Regions from separate parts of the Mus musculus genome. Here region 1 is linked to region 2. The links are chromatin contacts, found by Hi-C in ENCODE. All regions are on one chromosome and are shown on one strand. Each heading gives the region's core, a stretch centred on a gene start or an enhancer-like site at or near the end of the contact. The rest is flanking DNA. Distances are from core to core; before and after follow the strand shown.

Region 1 (6,426 bases), core at 3,154-5,653, 160 kb after region 2:
GGGGAGCGGTTTCCTGACCTGTGTGAGGGCGAGTACAGATCCCGAGAAAAACATGGCTGTATGAGTTTTCACATTCATTAGAGGAAAAAAAAAATCAGACTCACATTACACTCTTAAAAGAAACTGGAATAACAATTACAATTTTGTTTCCAACCATAATTTTACCTTGACTTTGTAAATTTATTCAACCTATAATATTTTATGGCTAAGGATTTTCCTGAGGGAGTCATCATTTAATAATTCTTACCCATTCAGTTAAGGCCTTAGGAAATATAATTTGAGTAAGTCTAAATACAACATAACCAGGGACATGATGGGAATCACAATTTTTAACATGCCAACTTCCGAAAGGAAAATGCAGTCTCTAGGGAGACGGTACACCTGCAAGGTGACTCTCTTCAGACATTCAGAGTGACTAAATGTCCTGTTTGATGGGCTCACCCTTATGTTCCTCAGAAACAGGGGATGGTCATCACAGGAGAAATGTCTGCAGAAGTGTGCCCTAGATCTGAAGAAAGCCGCTGTTTCTCACTCACCCGTTAGGGAAAGTGCTGCTGTACCATTTGGCCATGCCATTCCTTCCCTCCTCCTTTCTGGCTGTGGGTCCCCATTTACAGTGGGGCTGTGAAGATCAGGTCCTGGGCTCTTGCTTACTGCTTGTCTTAGTTCCGTCCTTGTTCTGGGGAAGGTAAAGAGGGCATACCACATAGTTATGGATTTTTTTTTTTTTTGTAGTTTGAAAAACATAAGGTTTTTTTTTTAATTTTTAATTTTTGGCAATTCTTTGCGAAGTGAGCTCTCACAACTGCATGGCCTTTATGTGCCATAAAATCTGGACAACTCCTGATCACGTGGCTGATTACAGGTCAGACTTGAAAATATGTCAAATATTCTTGATTAAAAGGTTCTTTGAAGTTTCTTCCCAGATCATTTCTTAAAGTGAAATATTCAGTCTCATTTCTTTAAACAAATGGCCAATCATTAATCAAATTTTTAAAAAATGATGATGCTTGTTTGAAGTAGAGCCATACACTTAACCACAGTGGGTAGATAACCAGTAGACAGCAGTGCTGCGTCTAAAGGTACTTATAAATTCACAATGTTTTTACTGAGCAAGTACTACCCACAAGGCACAGCTGTAGGTGCTGCAGCTGCACTAATGAAGAAAACAGGTTAAAATATCCACACATTTGGAACATACCTCCTAATGGGAAGGAGACCATAGTAAATAAAAATTAGTTTATCAAAGGCTAGTGAATATTGTGAAGACATAGAGGAAAAAATAGGTTAGATCTCAGAGACTAGGATGGTAATTTTACATAGGACAGTATGAGGCTAGCCCACTATGCAGAAATTTTTTACTATGGTAAAATTGAGCTAATAACTTGGGAAAACATTACCCAGGCCGAGAGCACCACAGTCGTAAAGAGCCCTAAACAAGAACATGTGCACATTTCAATGGAAAGAAAGGCGCTAAGTGACCCAAGATGAAAGTAAGATGTCATTAGAGAAACTTCGGGGACCCAGATCCCCAAAGGCCTGTGGCCATCATGAGGACATGGGGACTGGTGAGCAGGGACTTTGCCAGGACCTGATTATCATCTTAGCATGATTATTCTGTCTGCAACTTGGAGAATAAGTGTGAGGGAGTGGGAGGACGCGGGGGCACAGCACAAAAATATGTCTCCCAGTGCAAGCTTCTTAAAACAATTTTAGTTTGTTCTGTATTAAAAAGAAAAGAAAAAAAGAACAGAAATGGTTGTTCTCTGCCTCTTCTTTGCCTGTGGAGTTGGAAAACTGTGTTTGGGAAATGTGGTTTAAAAAAAAAAAAGCCTGATAGAACCAGAACAAGGGAAGGGAAACTGAGTCAGCGATCCTCACAGGGCTCTTTCTGACAGCCCCCCCCCCAATAAGTCAGTCTAGAGAACTCTGTCCTTTATATGTTATGGACAGTAACCCTTTATTAAAAATGTGGTTTGAGCTGGGCACGATGGCATGCGCCTTTAGTCTCAGCACTTGGGAGTCAGAGGTGGGCACATCTACATGAGTTTCAGGCCAGCCTGGTCTACAAAGTGAGTATCTAGGACAGCCAGGGCTACACAGAGAAACCCTGTTTCAAAAGAACAAAAAAAAAAAAAAAAAAAAAAAGAAGAAGAAGAAGAAGAAGAAAAAGGTTTAAAAATGGTTCCATCCACCTGTAGGTTGCTTTTTTTTTTCCCGTGTTTTTTGGTTTGTTCTTTCCTGTGCAGAATCTTCTTAGTTTGACCTAATTCACTTGTCTGTTCCTGTTTCTATTCTCATCCTTTCTTATGCATGTTCATGCATTAAAAGACTAAAATTGTGGGACCTGTCTCTACTGCTCATAATAACCAGCAACGTTTCTGCAATGCCCACCTAAATTCCAACATTTTTCAATGAAGTAGAAAAGCAAGTCTACTAGCAACTCTGAAAATTCATATAGAACCACAAAAGACCACGAATAGCTAAAACAGACTTAAAATATTGCTGTATATGTGTGTGACTTACTGTGAGTGTGGGCGAACCCATGCCATAGCACACGTGTGGAGTTCAGAGGACAACTCTTCGGAGCCTTCTTCGATTAAGACTCTCTCCTTGCAAACTCCCTCAACTGTTGTCATCTCTGTGGAGCCCTTGTTTTCAAGCACAGTCATATTATAAACAACAGCTTCCAGGATTAAATATTTGATCCACCACACTGGTCTAATAAGTGTCTCATAAGAAAAATGGAGTCTGTCTGTATTATTTGACCAAAATGCACAAGGCCAGTCCAGCTTTTTTTCTCTTATATCAAACTCCACTATATGAAACTCCAGGCATCAACTTCATCTTACATCCCCTTATTGTCCTGTGTTACTTGAGACTGTCACTTGTCACTGACAAGCCATAAATGACTATTGTTTCCTGAGATTTCCTGATACTTTTACTAGTAAACTGTCCAATATTTTACTATAAATAAGTATATACTGTCAATGCCAGGCTTTTGCTCATGAAAACCATGTGTGAAAGAGTAATAAAATTTAGTTCATGTGCTCTTTCTCTCTCTCTCTCTCTCTCTCTCTGTGTGTGTGTGTGTGTGTGTGTGTGTGTGTGTATTTGGGTGCATGCTCACTTGTGTGCATGTGTGCACATGTATAGGACAGATCTGTGGTGCCAGTTTTCTCATTTCACCTTTATGTAGGTTATGGGGGTAAAACTCAGAGGGCAACAAGTTCAGAATAACAAGTGCTTTACCTACTGTGACATTTTGTAGACAATACTGCGGTTGTCTTTTTTTTTAATTGAATATTTTATCTATTTACATTTCAAATGTTATTCCCTTTCCCAGTCTACCCCTCCCCCTGAAACCCATTACCCCATCTTCTCTCCCCTTACCTCTATAAGGGTGTTCCCCCACCCACCCACCCACTCCTGCCTCCCTGCCCTGGTATTTCCCTATACTGGGGCATTGAGCCTCTTCTCCCATTGATTCCTGACAAGGCCATCATCTGCTGTATATGCAGCTGGAGCCGTGGGTCTCTCCATGTGTGCTCTTTGGTTGGCCCTGGGAGCTCTGGGGAGGGGGATAGTGGTCTGGTTGGTTGATACAGTTGTTCTTTCTTTGTGGTTGCATGCCTACCCTTTATGGAAATATACATAAAAATGCACACAAACAGCCAGAGTAACATTTAATCTAGCAAGGTAATAAAATATCCTGAGTATCCTGTTTACATGTGATGTTCAGTTTTTGGTTGAGAAAGCATCATATGTGCATATCACTGTATGCAGTTTTCTATAGACTCTGTAAAAATATCAAAATAGTTAATTTTGTGAAGTGTTTTCTTTATTGCAGAATTGCTATCTGGCTTGCAGAAAACTGTTGAGTGGTCCCATATCACTAGTGCTCATAAGAAACACATTTTATAATCATAGGGGACTGATACCAATGAGTGAAATACTTGATATAGAGAGGAATTCTTAATCATCATCCAGACATCCTTATACATGAATGAGTGTGGGCATCCTTCTCCTCCCCAGTGGCTAGACACCAAGTAGACCCATTGGATAGCCAACAGCCAGGGATGCTGTACTCTTGGGGCAGTTAAACAAAAATAAAACCAAACAAAAAAATCTCCATAATAATGTAATTGCCTCTAGGCGCACACTACATCTGGAGATGAAAGACTGACACATTGTTTCTACCCACTATATTCAGCTACAGCCTGAGCAATTCTGGGGACCTCTATGCCTTCTGTATTTCCTACCAGGGAAGTGTTCTTTCCCCTTGGTGAGTCTCTACCCTTCTGCCAGGATGCTACCACACCAGTATCATGGAGGAGGGTAGATGCCCTCAAAACAGCTGAAGCTGTAAGAACAAACTGGGCCAGCATCTGACACCTCATTGATGGCCAGGGCACACTCCCCTGATCTGTCCCATATGTCCCTTCCTCCCTCATGTCTCCATTTAGATTCTTCACCAAAGTGTTGTGTTTAGACACACAGAGTGACTCACATAGAGACAATGATCTTGGTGGATGATCTCAGTGGAAGATAAAGATTAACAAAACTAAAACATTGGCCGCTGGCTATCCTGGGCATACACTAACTACCAGGCAATGAGATAAATGCTTTCTAACCATATTCTCTTCTAATCCTCATAATGGCCTCAGAACTACCTGTGTTTCTTCATCAGGAAGTGGGACTTTAGCAGGTAAATGATTTAGCTAACTAATAAGGAACAGAACCATGGCTCAAAGTTTAACCCTGTTTTTTCTAACTTAAGCCCTCTTAGAATCCCTTCACCTTAAACGTGGACCACAAAGCCTGTGTTGTGAACACACCCTGATCCTGAGCACACACCTTCAGAAGCAGTATACAGCTGCTTCGTTCTGGCTTTACTTAAGGGTCCTAGGGTTCCCCTGAGCATTCAGCCAGGCCTTTCCCAGGAAGCCTCTAAACAGAATGCTTAGTCCAGGGGACTCATGTTGATAAGGATTCTTAGGAGATTAGCCACTGTAGTCCTTATTGGGTCTCACCTCACAACCCTGCAGTTGGCATTGCGTATACGATCCTAAGGGCTAGAGGAAATGAAATGAAGAATTCACTCAGGAACAAAGCAGGCTCAGGGAGAGACCCACATGATAGTTGAGAATCAAAATATTCCCACCAGAATATCAGCATCTACCTTCAGGGAAAAAAAAATGGTGAGAAACGACCCTTAGCAAACAGTTACAAGGTGAGTAGACAGGAGGCATGGGCAGTTACGGCTTCTGGATCGGAGGTAGATAAGACTCCATTACTATTATCCATTGATTGCACTAAAATGGACCAATGGGGAGATCTGGGCGCAGTCCTGTTGGTTGTCCAGCTTTTCTGATTTCTGTCTGTCTCTTGAGGAAAGAAGGCTCCATAGAAAAAGATTGCCAGCCACACATAGCCTTCGAGATCTCTGAATGCATCAGGCCAACAGGTCCTGACTCTTACTGGTCCCTCCAAGGGACCAATATAGTTGTACCATCACTTTCCTACAACTGTCTGTTGGTGAAAGCCAGCTCTTGTAAGACGTGTGAATGCCTGTGCTGTTGGGGGAGGGAGGGGAGAATACACGGGGCATTATAGTATCTCACTGTTGTCCATGAGCTAATTCCCCTCACAGACTTCCAGACACTCCCTTAATCCCAAGAGAATCCTCCGATCCTGCAAAGAAATCTCCCAAATGGGCTGTCGAAGAATCTGCATTACACCCTGCTGGTGTATTCAAGTTTTTTTTTGAATGAAGGTTTAGCAAATTGCAAAATGTTAAGTTGCAGAATGACCTTTGGCGTGTGCGACCCATGAGTTGCCCAGGATATGGCTTTCAAAGAGTTAACACTGAAAGGTCTGTCCCAGTAAGGATGCTAAGAGCTCTTCTGTTTTCTTACCATCATAGGAGACATTGAAATACAAACATAAGTACAGTGTTAGTTCTCCCAGGCTCTAGAGTCAGACAGTTTGGGTTTAAAACAGATACCTGTGAAGAGTAGCTCCCAACACATTATTTAATGTAGAGGCACTTTTCTAGATCACAGGGTTGCCTTTGGTTAAATAAAAACTAGGGAACTGTGGTGGCCCCTTCCATTAGTGAGGATGTGATATGCAGAAAGCAGAATGTGGGGCACACAAAGCACCCCCCCAAAACTTATCATCATTGTCAATGTCGTTATTATGATCGGATACTTTGCCCCCTCGATTCTTTTGCCACGTTCCCAAGCTTCAGATTATATTGTGTCTTGGGCTTCACCTGACTGGCTGTGAGTCTGGTGGGAATTCAGCAGGCCTCTGTGTGAACCAGAGGATGCTTAGGAAACTCACCACTCCTTGTCTCCTTGACGCACCCCCCATCTCTCTCTCTCTCTCTCTCTCTCTCTCTCTCTCTCTCTCTCTCTCTCT
Region 2 (6,311 bases), core at 1,058-3,557:
GCAGATTTTTGCACCCAACCAATGGACAGAAGGTGCTGACCCCTGTGGTTGAATTAGGGAAAGGCAGAAAGAAGCTGAGGAGGAGGATGACTCTGTAGGAGGACCAGCAGTCTCAATTAATCTAGACCCCTGAGATCTATCAAGCACCGGACCACCAAACCAGCAGCATACACCATCTGATATGAGGCCCCAACACATATATGGCAGAGGACTACCAGGTCTGTGTTCATTCAGAGATGATGTACCTAACCCTCAAGAGACTAGAGGCCCTAGGGAGTTCAGAGGTCATGTGGGGTAGGGGGTGGGGACATCCTCGTGGAGAGAAGGGCTTGGGGAGGAGGTATGGGATGTGGAACAGTCTGAGGGTGGACTGGGAAGGAAGTAAAATCTGGAGTGCAAGTAAATAAATAAATAAAACTGGAAAAAAAGGATTAATAATTAGCAAAGTTACAGTTATGAAGTAGCAAGGAAATAATTTTGTGAGTGTGGGTGGTTGCCACAGCATTGTATTAAATGGTCACAGTATCAGAAAGGTCAAGAATTTATGCTTTAAAGGAATCAGTGCTGGTCTAGAATGTCCCTCTTTGTTCTCTGCCCTGTTGTCTCATGTTATGATTTTCCCCATTACACATTTATGTCATTGTGACAACATAAGATGCTTATCAGTGCTGGGGAGGTGACATTGAACCTCCAAAACTCACAATCCTTTCCCCCTTTTAAAAAGCAACTAGCTTTGTTTATTTCATTGTAGCAATCGAAATGAACTGATCATGCAAATGAAGACTGCCCCACCCGCCACCCCACCCCCAGGATGTGAGCTTGCATCTGATAGGCTGGAGTTGACTACTATTTACTGTGCATATGTGTTGAAATGCCACATCCTACCCCACTAATATGTATAATTAATATATGATAAAAATAAAATTGAAAAAAACCACCAAACTTTCCAAAGGATCAAATTATTTATCTCATTCTATTGCAAAAAAATAAATATTATACATGAATGGTAAAAGACAATGTCCCTTGGCTATTATGAGCTTCCGAGCAGTGTGGCACTTGCTATAGTAGATGCTTCCTATGAAGAGGGGATCACACCAGAAAGTCAGTAGAGAGTGGGTTTAGCCATTTTGCTCCTTGGTGCCAATACTTTAGCCTTTATTCTTGTCAATAAAGAAAAAAGTTACTGCCCTGCTCTACCACTCAACAATGTTTAACTGTTTTCTTTTGCTCTTGTGTTTTCTTTATACAAACTCAGTCGGGTGTCTTTTTCTTTCCTATTTCTTGCCTTCTATATAGTTGTATCCAAAATGTCAGGAGGAAAAAAAAAAAAAAAACTATACTCCTTAGTTGAGCAGGATAATTGCTTTAGAATATGTAGTGAGAAAATACAAGCAAAGGTCAAATACTGAATGTATCTACTGTGCTAATCTACATTTGTGCTTTAGAAAGCACACGTCACTGAATGATTTAAAATACTCTCGTACCATCTGTTCTCTTGGGGTTTAATACTGTCTGTGATAGCAAAATAATCATGTTAAATACATTCTAGATATAGGACCCTGCTGTTCATAACGGGAACGGCACTGGTAATTCAGACGCCCTTGCCCTTTCTCTTTCCGTGCAATTACACCATTGATTTTCCTGTATTTGAAAGGAGAACAACACAGGACATGTTTTTTTCCTAAGTAGAACAAGCAGTCCAGGAATTCTGCCATTTCTTTTAGAGAAGTAATAGAGAACACATTAAGTAAAATGTGCAGACATGTGCTGTAAAGGAAACATGGCGTATGATTGGCGAATGGCGTGTGCTGTCGGGCATCTTTGTGTCGGCTCTACGAAAATTGATCAAATTGTCATTCATCGTCCAGAAGTCACGTGATCAGTTTCAGCTCAGAGATTCTGTTCTGTGCTTGGCACGACAGAGTGTGAGGATGTCTGTGCAAATGGAATGAGATTACTTCGGGGATAATGTTGATGGTCCCCCGAACCCTTGTCACGCTCTGTGTCTGAATCATAAACTACAGACTTTCACGATGACTGAAAATTTATTTACGTACTGAAGCACTGTATACTCCCCCCAAAATGCTGTACACTTAGTGAGAATAACAGCCTTTTCATTCTCCTTTTGTGCCTCTTTTTGTAAGGGAAAATAATAATTTTAAAATAATAATAATTAAAAGGATTGATAGCCAATAGTGTACAATTGTGGCCAATGATAGGTTCTAACCACGTATAATTCATGTGTGTCGGTCCACTCTCCTTAGCCTGGGCTGGCCCTGTGTGGTGCTCCCTAGCAGGAAGTGTTCAGAGGGTCGCTGTTGAGCAGATTTTGAGGGTATCCCCAGTACTTTTGAGCTCCCAGTACTTTTCATATTTGCCCTCCCCTCTCAGGCATCTTTGGCTGCTACATGTATCCCATCTGCTTCTTTTATTTTAATTGCAATTTAGAAAAATCTTTCCTGGAAGAAGACAGAAGTCAGGAGACATCATTATTCTTTGCAAAAAAACGTCTCCAGAATGGTCATTAAATCACCCTGTCTTCTCATCGCCAGGCCAACAGTGCCATTTATATAAATGCTGCTGTCAGTCACTTGCCCTCTCCTTGAATTGTCTCTGACCACCACTCACTCTTCCCCTGATTGTGTTCTTGTTTATCCAAGAAGGCTACGACAGAGTGAACTCAAGAACGTGTGCATTGGAATTTGTCCTTTTTTAAATATAGAGTTGTTTACTTCCTGATCTGTTATCAACTTATATATCCATATGTACTCAATACTTGATGTTAGTAAGCCATATGTGTGTGTACATATGTATATATGAATGTGTACATATATGCATGCATATGTGTACATAAGAAGATATATAAATATATGTATATAAAATATATGTGCACATATGTATATAAATGTACATATTCCTGTATAAATATAAATATATAAATAATTTGTATGAATATATATATGATTATATTTATATTTGGGGAGGTACTTAGAGGTTAAGTATAGGGTCCTGGAAATGTTAGAGAAGCCTTCTACCAGTGAGATATATCCCCTTCTTACAGACTGTAATTCAAGGCTTTTTTTTTTTTTTAACTTTCTACTTTTTCCTTTGAGACACGATTTCACTGAATTGCTCATCCTTGTCAAAAGACACTCAGTTACCCAGGCAGGACTTGAACTTATCATCTTCCTGTCTCTGACTTCCAAGTTCCAGGGATTAAGGGTTTGTGCACCAGTCCCATCTGGAAACAAAATCATGTTCTCAGCGCCCAGTTTGTGTTTTCTCTATCAGTTACATCACTTGTCTAAACTGATTCTTCATTCAAAAACTCACTCATAACATCACCTGTATGAAAATACCATAAAAATTACGTACTTTCATGTGGGAAAGGTAATTGTAGGGTCTCTTAGTGTATAACCATATAATGGTGACTTGTTTGGTTGGTTGGATAATCTAGGTGGCTATGTGTGTAACTGGTTGAACTTCACAAAGGAAGAAAACCAAGGAAGCAATTTTTCTCAATGGTCGCTCATTCATCCATGGGACAAACAGAGAACGAGGCCTTGGAAGGGGCAGTGAAAAGCAGCAGTCAAAACCCAACATTTGCTAATGAAAATAACCAAGAGTTCAAGGCCACAATCTGAATCAAGAATGTGTTGACACTACCATGAGCCACTTTCTCCACTATGACCGAGAGATTGAAGCTGATTCTTTCTCTCTCTCTGACCCGCAAGACTCACATCACACACAGAGTTTAGTTCTGATCCTTTAAGAGAAACCAACAAGCAGGAATCATTCCAGAGATGTGTTTCCAAGGTGGCGAAACCTCTGGAAATCTGCATCTACTAGATGTGCTAGTACATGTCTCAGATCTCGGTGCTTGGAAAGAGGAGACATGGAGCCCAAATATGGAGCTTCAAAGTTATTACTGGTCACAAAGCAAGTGACTTTAAAGCCAGCTTGAGCTACATGAGGCCCTGTCTTTTAAAAGATAAGAAATAAAGAAATTAAAAAAACACCAAGTGGTAAAATAAGGGTTTCAAATACAAAGAGTTTCAATTAGGCCATGTGGCCCAGAACAAAAAGTAAAATCTCTCTCTAGCCAACCACAGGGCTCTAAGGTCTCAGATTAAGGAACAGTTCTCTGAAGGTTAGATCAGTCTTTACTATTTAGATCTGTACAAAGATAAGCCTGGCACTGAGTGCAGCAGCGTGATGCTGTGGCAGACACTGAAGCTGTCTTCTCCTTGTGGAGTCTTTATACCTTGGGAGAAGGCAACACCTGAGCAAACCTCCAACTGGGAGAATCGATTATGTGAAAAAGCCTTAATATGACATCTGACAACTCCAAGCAAACGCTCAGTGGACATTTTAGCTATACATATGATTGCAGTGACTGTCCATGAACATGTAACTTACCACTTGTCTAATAGTAATCAGGAAAGATGCTTAAATTTTTCAAAAGCTGTTTAAAGGTTTAGAGCCAGCTTCTGTTGTTAAATATTTAAGGTAGTTAATAGCATTCTGTGTTACACATGACAGATCTAATCTTAATTGACATTTCCTCCTAGCCTTTATACTCTCTCCTACCTACATTTGAGATTCACTCAGCAAATTTAACAGAAAAACTAAATCTCAGTGGCTTATATTACATTATCTAGTAACTAACACAGACATAGCTCATCAACAAAGGAGTGGTCATGACAGGAAAAAAAAATGGCTCTCTTCCATTAAGTAAAGAAGATGACCTCACACCAGTCAGAATGGCTAAGATCAAAAACTCAGAGGACAGCAGACGCTGGCGAGGTTGTAGAGAAACAGAAACACTCCTCCATTGCTGGTGGGATTGCAAGCTGGTATAACCACTCTGGAAATAAGTTTGGCTGTTCCTCAGAAAATTGGACATAGTACTAACTGAGAACCCAGCTATACCACTCCTGGGCATATACCCAGAAGACGATCCAACCTGTAATAAGGACACATGCTCCACTATGTTCATAGCAGCCTTATTTATAAGAGCCAGAAGCTGGAAAGAACCCAGATGCCCCTCAACAGAGGAATGGATACAGAAAATGTGGTACATTTACACAATGGAGTACTACTCAGCTATTAAAAATAATGAATTTATGAAATTCTTTAGCAAATGGATGGATATCATCCTGAGTGAGGTAACCCAACCACAAAAGATCACATATAGTATGCATGATTTATTTCTAATGATTCTAATTACAACAATGAATTTATGAGTATATAGCACCTGGTAGGGGACATTACTTTAAAGATCCCTATAATATATCCATTAAATATTTCCAATGTTTTATTTTACCTAGACTAAACTAATTAAATATTATCAACATTTGCTCATATATCCAGAAAAATGAATAGAAATAAAAATACATTTAGAAGAAGAAGAAGAAGAAGAAGAAGAAGAAGAAGAAGAAGAAGAAGAAGAAGAAGAAGAAGAAGAAGAAGAAGAAGTAGTAGTTGTTGTTGTTGTTGTTGTTGTTGTTGTTGTTGTTTCAGTTTTGGGACTTCTAAATCCCAGTAATAGTTAATTCTAAGTCGCTGAATTTTTCTCCTTTGAGCAATAGAGTTGCTGTTTTACATTTGCACCTACTATGTGCTAAAGGCATCTGCTTATGTGTTGTATAATAAATGTTGCTCTAAGCCCTGTACATTCTCCTGCTTTCATTCCTCTATATCCTATTTATTCCTTTATGAGTAAGTCATCATAGGAGATCCAGCCTGCAGTCCTTAGCTCATAGCAGTAAGGCAGGCCCTATTCTTGTCTTCATCACTGAAATCCTCTGGCTACCTTTGCTTTTCTTTTTATCAGGCATCACACCCCATGTGCTTGGCCTGGTGATATTTCTGTCACTCTGTCTCTGCTTAATCAGTTCCACGAAAGTGTGGATACCCGTCTGGTATGTTTACTTCTGAAATCCCAATCACTAAAGCAGCAACTTGACAAATATTTGTGGGATAAGTGAATTAAGTTTTAGTATCAAAGTAAATAAATGCTGGAAGCACCCAAATTCTCCCCTATGGCTGTTTGAGCCTTTTATGGCAGTGCAGAGTTATGAACTAAACCCACATGGTCATGAAACCAACAACTTCGTTCATGATCTCTTTTGCTATTACAGGTAACTCATGAGTTGTATTTCATGAATTCTTGACAACAAAAATAACACCCCACAGCTATATGGATTTTATTGCAAGGGGATACTTCCTTTATGGTCTAAACTTAAGAGGTGATCCAGGTCAATATTTGTCTGTATAGTCTCCACGAGGATCCGTCTTCTACCTGTGTT

Evidence for each region. A loop is a pair of places that touch in the nucleus more often than their neighbours do.
Region 1: a map of T-helper 17 cell shows a loop between it and region 2 (2.8-fold over the local background). The contact joins two enhancer-like sites. A Hi-C loop is called at or near these places in 1 of 37 maps with a recorded cell type or tissue (T-helper 17 cell).

What each region holds. Positions count from the first base shown.
Region 1 is chr13:109,728,172-109,734,597 of GRCm38, forward strand. All of the region lies in intron 3 of Pde4d (phosphodiesterase 4D, cAMP specific), which reads left to right. Among named protein-coding and RNA genes, the nearest start is that of Mir1904, 170 kb to the right of the region's middle. Within about 2 kb of position 4,404, at least 1 of the 3 ENCODE cell types and tissues checked has a DNase peak (open chromatin) inside an H3K27ac peak, as active enhancers do.
Region 2 is chr13:109,567,337-109,573,647 of GRCm38, forward strand. The region is part of intron 3 of Pde4d (phosphodiesterase 4D, cAMP specific); the gene reads left to right. Among named protein-coding and RNA genes, the nearest start is that of Gm32703, 130 kb to the left of the region's middle. Within about 2 kb of position 2,308, at least 1 of the 3 ENCODE cell types and tissues checked has a DNase peak (open chromatin) inside an H3K27ac peak, as active enhancers do.